Linked DNA regions of Homo sapiens: region 1 is linked to region 2. Evidence: chromatin contacts called from ENCODE Hi-C or POLR2A ChIA-PET data. All regions are on one chromosome and are shown on one strand. The core of a region is the stretch at or near the end of the contact, and the rest is flanking DNA. Distances in the headings are between cores, read along the strand shown. Region 1 has its middle 140 kb from the start of TFAP2C. Region 2 holds the start of TFAP2C (transcription factor AP-2 gamma).

Region 1 (4,300 bases), core at 1,728-4,227, 140 kb before region 2:
AATAAACCCTAGAAGTAATTGACTCTAATTTCTACCTGATGCATTATTAAGATTAATGGTATTTGCCATATTCCAAGCATGAAACTAAGGTTTTCCACATAATAACTCATTTAACCTCTACCACAATCCCACTATGTAGGTGCCCCCGTTGACTCATTTCACAGAATAGGCAACCAAGGCAGAGAGCCCAATATCACACAGCTAAGGAGGAGCTTGCACTGGCAGTTCACTCAGGCTCTCTGCGTCCAGGGCTCATGCTGAGGTTAGATAGGAAAAGTGGGTGCCGCTAAGGGGCAGGTGAGCAGGTTCCCAGCCTAGGTCTCCCAATAACCTGCACCTCATCACATACCCTCTCAGTGTCCCCCTCTGTAAATGGGGCTGATCTTCCAGGCTCTGGTACCCACAGACTGTTATGAGGCTCCTCTGAGTTCCCAAATTTCAACAGCTTTTAAAAACACCAAGTGATGTGCAAATAGAAAGTATTACTTTTGTTTTCTTTTTCTTTTTTTTTTTTTTTGAGATGGAGTCTCATTCTATCACCCAGGCTGGAGTGCTGTGGTGCGATCTCGGCTCACTGCCACCTCCACCTCCCAGGTTTAAGTGATTCTCCTACCTCAGCCTCCTGAGTAGCTTACAGGTGCCCACCACCACGCCCAGCTAATTTTTGTATTTTTAGTAGAGACGAGGTTTCACCATGTCAGCCAGGCTGGTCTCCAACTCCCGACCTCAAGTGATCCACCTGCCTCGGCCTCCCAAAGTGCTGGGACTATAAGCGTGAGCCACTGCACCCAGCAAGAAATACTCTTTTTTGTTGTTGTTGTTGTTGTTTTTTGTTTGTTTTTGAGACGGAGTCTCGCTCTGTCACCCAGACTGGAATGCAGTGGCACAATCTCAGCTCACTACACCTCCGCCTCCTGGGTTCAAGCAATTCTTCTGCCTCCCGAGTAGCTGGGACTACAGGCGTACTCCACCACACCCGGCTAATGCGTTACTCTTCTTAAACCTTATGAAACACAGCAGAGCTGTAAAACTCTTTTCCTGCCATGCCGGGTACCAGTGTCTCCTGAGGGACGGTCCCCATTCTCTGTCAAACACACTTGCTCCTGGAAACTCCAGTTCTGCCAAATTAAACATCCAGAAGACTTTGGGGTTACGGAATTTCCTGCATAAGGCCCGTAACAGGCACTGGATAAATCTCTGTGGTTGACAGTCTAAGGTCCTGACTCCCGAGCTGCAGCTCTGCCAACCAAGCCCGGCTGCCAAGCATGGCGTTCCAGTGCTCTGAAGGGCTGGGGCCCCACCAGTGCGTGCTCACCCCTCTCCAAAGAGGATGTCTGTAATTTCAGATGGTCTGCATCTCCCTCCTCTCGGAACAGCATCTCAATCTGCCTTAGGGAAGCCACTCCATCCTCATCCTCCTGTGCATCTATTCGGGTAGGAATTAAGTCCCTGCTCCAGGGCTGGCACATGGCATAAGCACAGCCAGTCAGTGTATTCCACCACAGGTCACAGTGATTGGTTCAGGGATGGACATGTGGCCAAAGTCAGCCCAATGAGAATCAGCCCTGGGTTATTTTTTGTTTTGTTTTGTTGTTTTTTTGCTATTTTGGAAACGACAAATTTCTTTCCACTGAGGTTGCTAAACTGGTAGTCATAAATCCTGAACTGCTCGTGGCTGCCACAGAGGGGGAAAAAAAGTGCCTGAGGAAGTAACCAACCAGTAGAAAGCAGAGAGGAGTAATGGGGAGGCAGGGGAGAGAGAGAGAGAAAGGCAGGCCAGGTCACGTGGATGTTGTTTAAATCCCTAGATCCACCCATTCTCGAACTCCCAAATTAAAAACATGAGTCTATTCTCATTCAGACCTAGGCTCAAAACCAGGATACGCAGCCTGGCCAACATGGTGAAACTCTGTCTCTACCAAAAAAAAAAAAAAAAAAAAAAAAAAAATTAGCCGGGCGTGGTGGCACATGCCTCTAATCCCAGCTACTTGGGAGGCTGAGGCACAAGAATCACTTGAACCCGTGAGGTGGATTGCAGTGAGCTGAGATTGCACCACTGCACTCCAGCCTGGGAGACAGAGCAAGACCCTGCCTCAAAAACAACAACAGCAAGGGAATCTGCTTTTTACCAGTTGTGTGGCCATGACAACAGCCATTCCTGCTGCTTCTAATAATGGTGTTTGACTTGCTCTGGAGAAACCATTCGTCCCTTACTTTTGGTCCATGTGGTCCTACAGGGTTTGACCCTCTCCCCTGGCTTGGGGCAGAATCTTGAATTAGGGCAAAACAGTCAGAGTCACAGTGATTGGTTCACCAATGGGCACATGACCAAGCTGGACCACTAAGAGTCAGCCCTGGGATTTTTGGCTGGATACTCTGTCTGCTGAGTTTACTTGGCTAGAAACTGAGTGTAGAGTTGCGGGTGACTGGGAAGGAAGCTGTCTTCATAAAAATCAGAGTCAAGGGACTTTAGTACCCATGGACTGACTTTCCAGTGACATGAGCCAATCCGTTCTTATTTTGTTTGTTCAACCCAGTTTGAGTGTACTTCCTGAGCCTTACAACAAAAAGTCTTGCCTAATCCTCCCATTCTTTCTGCAGCTCAGTCAGACATCAATCATTTCTTAAGTGAAAATGAATGAGCACGCTTTTCAATACATCTGTTGCAGCCTCTTCTTCTGGACCGAGTTTCAGCTCTCCATGCTGGAGGCAGGGGATGAACCAGATGTACCCAGGAGGGCCCTTCTCATAATACCCGAAGGAAGGGTAACCAATTTGTGCAGCATCCAAGCAGAGACTGCAACCAAATGTGTCAGGTTTTGCTTGAAGAGATTCCTTCCTGGGCAGGAGCGGTGAACTTTCAAGCAGCACAGCCCCCTCCTGTAAGAGGTCACTGCGCACTCAGACCTGCCTGGACAGGCTGCCACGCGCTTCAACACTGGCCTTTTCCGGCCTTGAATAGGATCCCTTTATTCAAGTCTTTTTCAGGAAGACACGCCCTTTTCCTTCTGGCTGTGCCCTTGTTTGGATTAAGTCCCTGGGCCAGCTTCACAAACCAAGAAGCAAAGGATTGTTCCTAAGACTTGGCCCAGCTCTGGTGGGGATGGACGGAAAGATGATCATTGGTGAGCTCCAGAACCATCCCATAATGACCAAGTCCGTGGTCCACTTCGATCAGAGGCCTGGAGCAAGTCTCAGCATTGCAACTGATGTCCCCTGAGTTGATTCTAGCCCACAGTCCCCGTTCAGTCTGCAAAGTCTATCTTCATCTTTCTACGTGAAGCCAGCGTCTAAAAGACATGAGACTTCATGCAGCAATTGGGATTCCACCACCACCGCCCCCCACCCACCCCGCCCCAGTCATGAAGTAGAAAATCTGACCACGCGGAGCCCACACGCCCCGTAGCTGCACTGGTTCATGCTGAGGAGCAGCCGCCAGCCTCCAGGAGGCAGACGCGCTCTGGGTCTGCCATTCTCTACTTTGCCTGCCTCATCTTCCTGCCTGGTCCCAGATCCAGCCCATTCCAAGCCCGTCTGGTCCCACTCTCCCCCACCCACCAGGCTGAGCCATGCTTCTCTCTGTTCCTTAAACACACCACATTCTCTGCCACCCCTGGGCCTTTGCATGCGCTCCCCGACCTGAGCTGCTCAGCCTGCTGCTTTCCGTGGCCTGGAAGGGATTCCGCATCCACGGCATCTCCTTCCAGTGATGCTCAGACACACTGTTCTTTTCTCTTCCTTCCCTTTTCTCTTTCATTGTTTTTCTTTTAATTATTATTATTATTTACTTTTATTACGATACTTGAAGAAGTTTGATATTCAAGAGTTAAAAAAACTTGATGGCTTTTTTTTTTTTTCCTTGCACAGAAGATCATGTTAATAATTGGGCGCAGGCCGGGCCTGGTGGCTCACTCCTGTAATCCCAGCACTTTGGAAGGCTGAGGTGGGAGGATTGCTTGAGGCCAGGCGTTCAAGGCTAGCCTGGGCAACATGGTAAGACCCTGTCTCTACAAAAAAGTAAAAAATTATCTGGGCATGGTTTGTGCATCGGTAGTCTCAGCTACTCAGGACGCTGAAGTAGGAAGATTGCTTGAGCCTATGAGATGGAGGTTGCAGTGAGCAATGATCACAACACTGCACCCCAGCCTAGGCAACAGAACAAGACCCTGTCTTATAATCATAATCATAATAAATAAAATGATCATTGTTTCTTTATCTTTTGGTCTTTTTTTTTTCTTTTTTCTTTTGATACGGAGTCTCTCTCTGTTCTCAAGCTGGAGTGCAGTGGCGAGATCTCGGC
Region 2 (4,551 bases), core at 1,581-4,080:
GACTTTCTCTCACATTGTGAAACACCCACTGGAATTCATGGACATTTTTCCAAGAAAAAAAACTAGGCAGTAACAACTCCGGAGATGAAGAGACAGCTCCTAGGAGGTCGGAGGGAAATCCCTTTCTGTCACTCCTAAAATCTAGCTTCCATGAATCCCTTTCAGTCCCTTCTACCACAAATGTCCCACGCTGGCCACCAAATACCCCCAACCTTGCCAGTCAACTTCACAAGCCCAGATCGTGTGACCAGAGTTAGACGATGCCACCTTGCTATTTACCTTTGCGAATGACTGTCTGATCGTGCAGCAACAGGTGCTGGTCGTCGACATTCTGGGGGAGAGAGGACAAAATTCCCTTAAGTTCGGGGGAGCCTAGAGGAGTGCGGGGTGGGGGCAGAAGGCCGTAGGGTGAACAGGTCCGGTCAGGAGCCGCAGCGCCGCTCACCTGCACCTCGTCCATCTGGTGAGGCATGTCGTGGAGCCCCAGGTTCTCGGCCAGGCCCGCGGCATCCAGGGCGTGTGCGTGGGGCAGCAGCAGGTCGGAGCGGCGGTAGGCATCCCTGCGGGCGCTCACCGCGCCCGCCTCCAGCCCGGAGAGGTGGGGCAGTAGGCCGGCCGGGCGCCCGTGGTGCGAGGGCAGCCCCGCTCCCTCCTGGCTCTGGCGGCCGGGCCAGGCCTGCTGCTGGCTGCCTGTGGGCGCCGGCTGGTGCAGGGGGTTGATGGCGGCGGCGTACGCTTCCCCCAGATGCGAGTAGGGGTCGGCCGACTGGGAGTAGGCCAGCTGCTGGTAGGGAGGGGGAAAGTAGGGTGGCGGCTGATATTCGGCGACTCCAGTGTGGGAGAGGGGTGGCGCGGGGCTGTAGAGGTGCTGCCCGGCGGAGGAGAGGTGGGGGACCCGCGGATTCCCATTGCTGCTCCCGTCGTGGCGATCCTGGAGGGAAAAAAAAAAACAGGAGACCCCGTTAGTGCGAAACCCCGCTACTGCGAACTGGCCGGCATCGCCGGGCTACGCAGAGGGCCCCGGGGGACCAACCGCACCCCGCCCGGCGGGGCTTGCCCAGGGTCGGAAGGTACCCGGGGGCAATGCGCCCCGAGGATTTCGTTGTAAGCAAAGAGTGCGGGGAGGGAGGAGAGTCTGGTGAAAGACCTGGGGGAACGAGTTCTCAAAGCCCGGCGGCGAAGGTCTAGGCGCTGCTCCCAAGCCCGAGGCGCTTGGAGGCGCCAAGTCCGAACCCTGGGTCTTGGGCCAGAAAAGTCCGTGGCCGGAGCCCGGGGCGAAGGAGCCAGAGCCCGGGGCGAAGGAGCCGGACGCCCGGTGCAGAGCTATCTCGTGGAGCCCGCCCATGACGCAGGGACTGCTGGAGGTGGCAGCGCGGCAGGCGCGGATAGAGTGCGCGGCGCGGGAAATGCGCACCTCCCCCGCCCCCGGGACCCTCCCTTCCACGCCCTCGGGACAAAGACCTCCGAGCGGGCGGCGCTCGGAAAGCAGGGCCCGCCACCCTGCGCCGCCCTGGGAAGTGAAGAGGGAGCGCGCGCACAGGGCGGCCCTCCCTGCTGGCCGGGCCCAGCCGAGGGGAGTAATAAGTGGGGGCGCCCTGCACTGCCAAGGGCAGTGTTCTCGCACGTCGGGGCGCAGAGGGGGCATGAAGAACCCTGGAAATTGGGCAGCCTTGCCCGCGCACGTTCCCTCGCCCCTGGGCGGCCCGACTCAGTTTCTAAAGGATGCGTCCCCATCTGCCCAGGGGTCTCGGGGCGCCGGGAACCTGGAGGAACATGGCGCTGTCGCCTCCTGGCGGAAGCGCCCGGGCCTGCGGGCAGGGGCAGCCCTCCAGGGCCCGGAGGCGCAGTGAACTCCCGCGAGTCCGTAGCCCGAGCTCCGCGCTCCCGGCGCCCCTGAGCTCGCCTAGCGCTGCCTGCGTCTTCTTCCTCTTCCCGCTCGCCGCCTCCTTCTTCCCTCCCACTCTCCGAAACTCTAGCTCAACCTGTCCGACAGGCTGGAGCACTCGCGAGCTCTTACGGCCCCATCTGGCCTCGGGCACCCCCACCACCACTCCCCAGCCCCCACTTCTTTTGAAAGCCAAACTTCGGTTGTTTTCGTGCTTCCCCGAGGAGGTAGCGGGGCAGGTGACAAGCCGGCCTTGGAGGAGTGTCCGCCAAGGTGTCGCTAGCAGGTAGCCTCATCTGACCCCTTTGGACAGAGACTTCGTGCGTAAAAGCCACGTCTGAGGGTTGCAGACGGGGCACTTTTCCGAGAAAACGGGAAGCAGGGCTGTTTGCCGCTTAGGAAAGCGCCCGGTAAGCTGTGTGGGTGGGATTTGCCATTCTCTTTCCAGGCCTCGTTCCCGAGGGGAGGCTATTTAGGAAAAGGCCCTATACAGGAAAGGGGCCCCGCAGAAATGGACTAAGGGGTGTCCGGAGAAGTGGATCCCGTCCCACCGAGAGGCCAGGGCTCCTATGCCCTCGTCCCCGACCTCGGTCCAGTGGCCCCTGCCTCCCGGACTGTCCTCGGCGGGGCGGGGCTGCACCCCGGAGCCCCAGCTCACCTCGCAGTCCTCTTCGTACTTGACATTATCGGTTATTTTCCACAACATGGCGTCCGGCGTCCCCCAAAACAGTCGCCAGTTAAATCCAGGATCCCCCCAGCCCCCAAGCGGTAAATCCAAAATCGGGGTCACGGTGACCAGGCGTCTGCCGCCGCCCCCGCCGCGCGCGGGCCTTGCTGTCCGGGTCACTGGACACGCATCGGCGGCTCTGCGAGCGTAGATGCTGCCGCCGCGAGTGTCAAGACCGCTCCGCGGACGGGGAAAGCCGCGCCCGAACAGTGTGTCCTGGCGATAGCCGGGGGACCCGAGCGCCTTAATGAGAAGGAAATTATCATAACTCCTCCCCGGGGGCCGGCGCGGAGGCCCAGGCGCCGGGCGGGGCGGCCCCCAGCCAGTCCCAGCCTAGCTCCGCCCCGCACCCGGGCCTGGCGCAGCGCCGAGCCCCACGCTGTGAGGGACGAAGCGCGGAGTCAGTGGGCGGTGCCTCGTTGACAGCCGAAGACCTGCGAGGCCTGGGTCCCCCGACGCGCCTTCCTTCTGTCACCTCCACCGTAAACACACCTGAGATTGGCAGAGCTGGGGGAAGGGATCCAAATACTGAAACCCACCCCTCTTTCGCCTAAACGGCCTTCACTCGTTCCTCCAAAAGACGGATGTCACCTGGAGTTAAGAAACTGCGCATTTGGGGAGCGACTCAACAACCGGGGTCTCCTCATCTCCTAAAAACACATCCCATCCCACCTACACCCCACTGAGGCTTAAGGTCTGAGCTGGGATCATGCAGCTGGAGCCCCAGTGCGCCAGAGACGCCCAGTTCCCTCCGTGGGCACAGCGCGGTCCCGGCCCCCGGGCGGGAGGAGAGAGGAAGGGACTCCTGGGGAGTCTGCCCCAAGGGCCGCAGAGGCAGCAGACGGTCCTACCCGCCCAGGAGTTGCGGACAGCGGCGTCTCGCCGCTGTCGCCCGAAGTGGCATCTCCCGCGGCTGGCTGAGGCCAGGGGGAACCCGCGCGCACTGGACCAGCCCAGCGGCCCGGCCCTGCCCTGCCCTGCGGAACGCCGGCTCTGCAGCTGCCTCTGGCGGGCCGGTCACTCAGAAGCCTCTACTCGCCCTGGGAAAGAAGCGCCGGGCAGGAATAAAACCCGAGCGCCACGGGTAAGGTGAGGGTGAGGAGGTGCAGGAAGTTGGGAGAGAGCCTGCAGAGAGCTCTCGACTGGAGAGGTAGACACCCAGGTCCCACATGTTTAGACAGAAAACGAAACTTCCTTCCACACAAACGCTGCTTCCCTCTCCCCTTCGGTACTTGCCACCCAAACTTGAAAGCAAAGTGCAATACTAATTTTTAAAATTTAAACTAACGAAATTCTTTGGCCCAGTTATTATGCAGCAATTGACTTTCATTGTAAGGGGAACATCGCTAATTCTCGAGGGCGTATTTGTTGGGACGCCCCAACTGGCTCCCTGGGCTGGATTTAAACATTCTGTGGGGATTAGAGGACAAGACTATTTCTATTTGATACTGAATACGATTTTGCAATAATCAATGCCTATCAGTACGGTGTCCGCACCTGCAGTAGACATGACTCTCCCATCCACGGAATGGCGGCATCCACTGCCTCGCTGTTCCTTCTCGGGTTCGTTTGAACTTTAGCATTTATTTAGACCCAGGTGGGCCTAAAAGAAAATAATAATAATAGGCGTCCTCCAAGGGAAACTTTCCCCCGGCCTTAGACAGCAGCCAAATCCCAGGTGATTTTCCGACCGGACGCGGGAACAAAATCTGGAAGTTGAAACCACTGAGACTTTTCGGCCAAGCATATCTGCAGGGCTTTGCACTAAGGAGAACAGTGCATAAAAAGACACACAGGACCCTGACACTTCGGTCCCAAAACAGGCTTCTGGGGGTAAAATAAGTTACCGCAGAAGCAGCGCTCCTGGTATTAGCGGCGGGGGAGGGGGACACCTGCCAGAAGCAGAAATTAGACCCAGGCCCGCAGGCACTCCAGAGCA

What was found. A loop is a pair of places that touch in the nucleus more often than their neighbours do. ChIA-PET counts read pairs that join two places held with the same protein, here RNA polymerase II (POLR2A). Pooled maps may share reads with other maps.
Region 1: a map of mammary epithelial cell shows a loop between it and region 2 (6-fold over the local background). The contact joins the enhancer-like site here to the promoter of TFAP2C in region 2. A Hi-C loop is called at or near these places in 2 of 168 maps with a recorded cell type or tissue (Caco-2 and mammary epithelial cell) and 1 of 50 pooled maps. POLR2A ChIA-PET finds 5 or more read pairs at or near these places in 3 of 52 experiments (H1, MCF 10A and WTC11).

The regions. Positions count from the first base shown.
Region 1 is chr20:56,764,013-56,768,312 of GRCh38, reverse strand. No RefSeq gene overlaps it. Among named protein-coding and RNA genes, the nearest start is that of TFAP2C, 140 kb to the right of the region's middle. Within about 2 kb of position 2,977, at least 2 of the 41 ENCODE cell types and tissues checked have a DNase peak (open chromatin) inside an H3K27ac peak, as active enhancers do; they include mammary epithelial cell, where a contact is called at or near this core.
Region 2 is chr20:56,627,585-56,632,135 of GRCh38, reverse strand. It overlaps TFAP2C (transcription factor AP-2 gamma), which reads right to left and starts at 2,830. Exons shown (of 7, transcript NM_003222.4): 1 at 2,544-2,830; 2 at 446-931; 3 at 280-331. The coding sequence starts at 2,591. RefSeq lists silencers at 2,509-2,803, 2,860-2,919 and an enhancer at 4,283-4,551.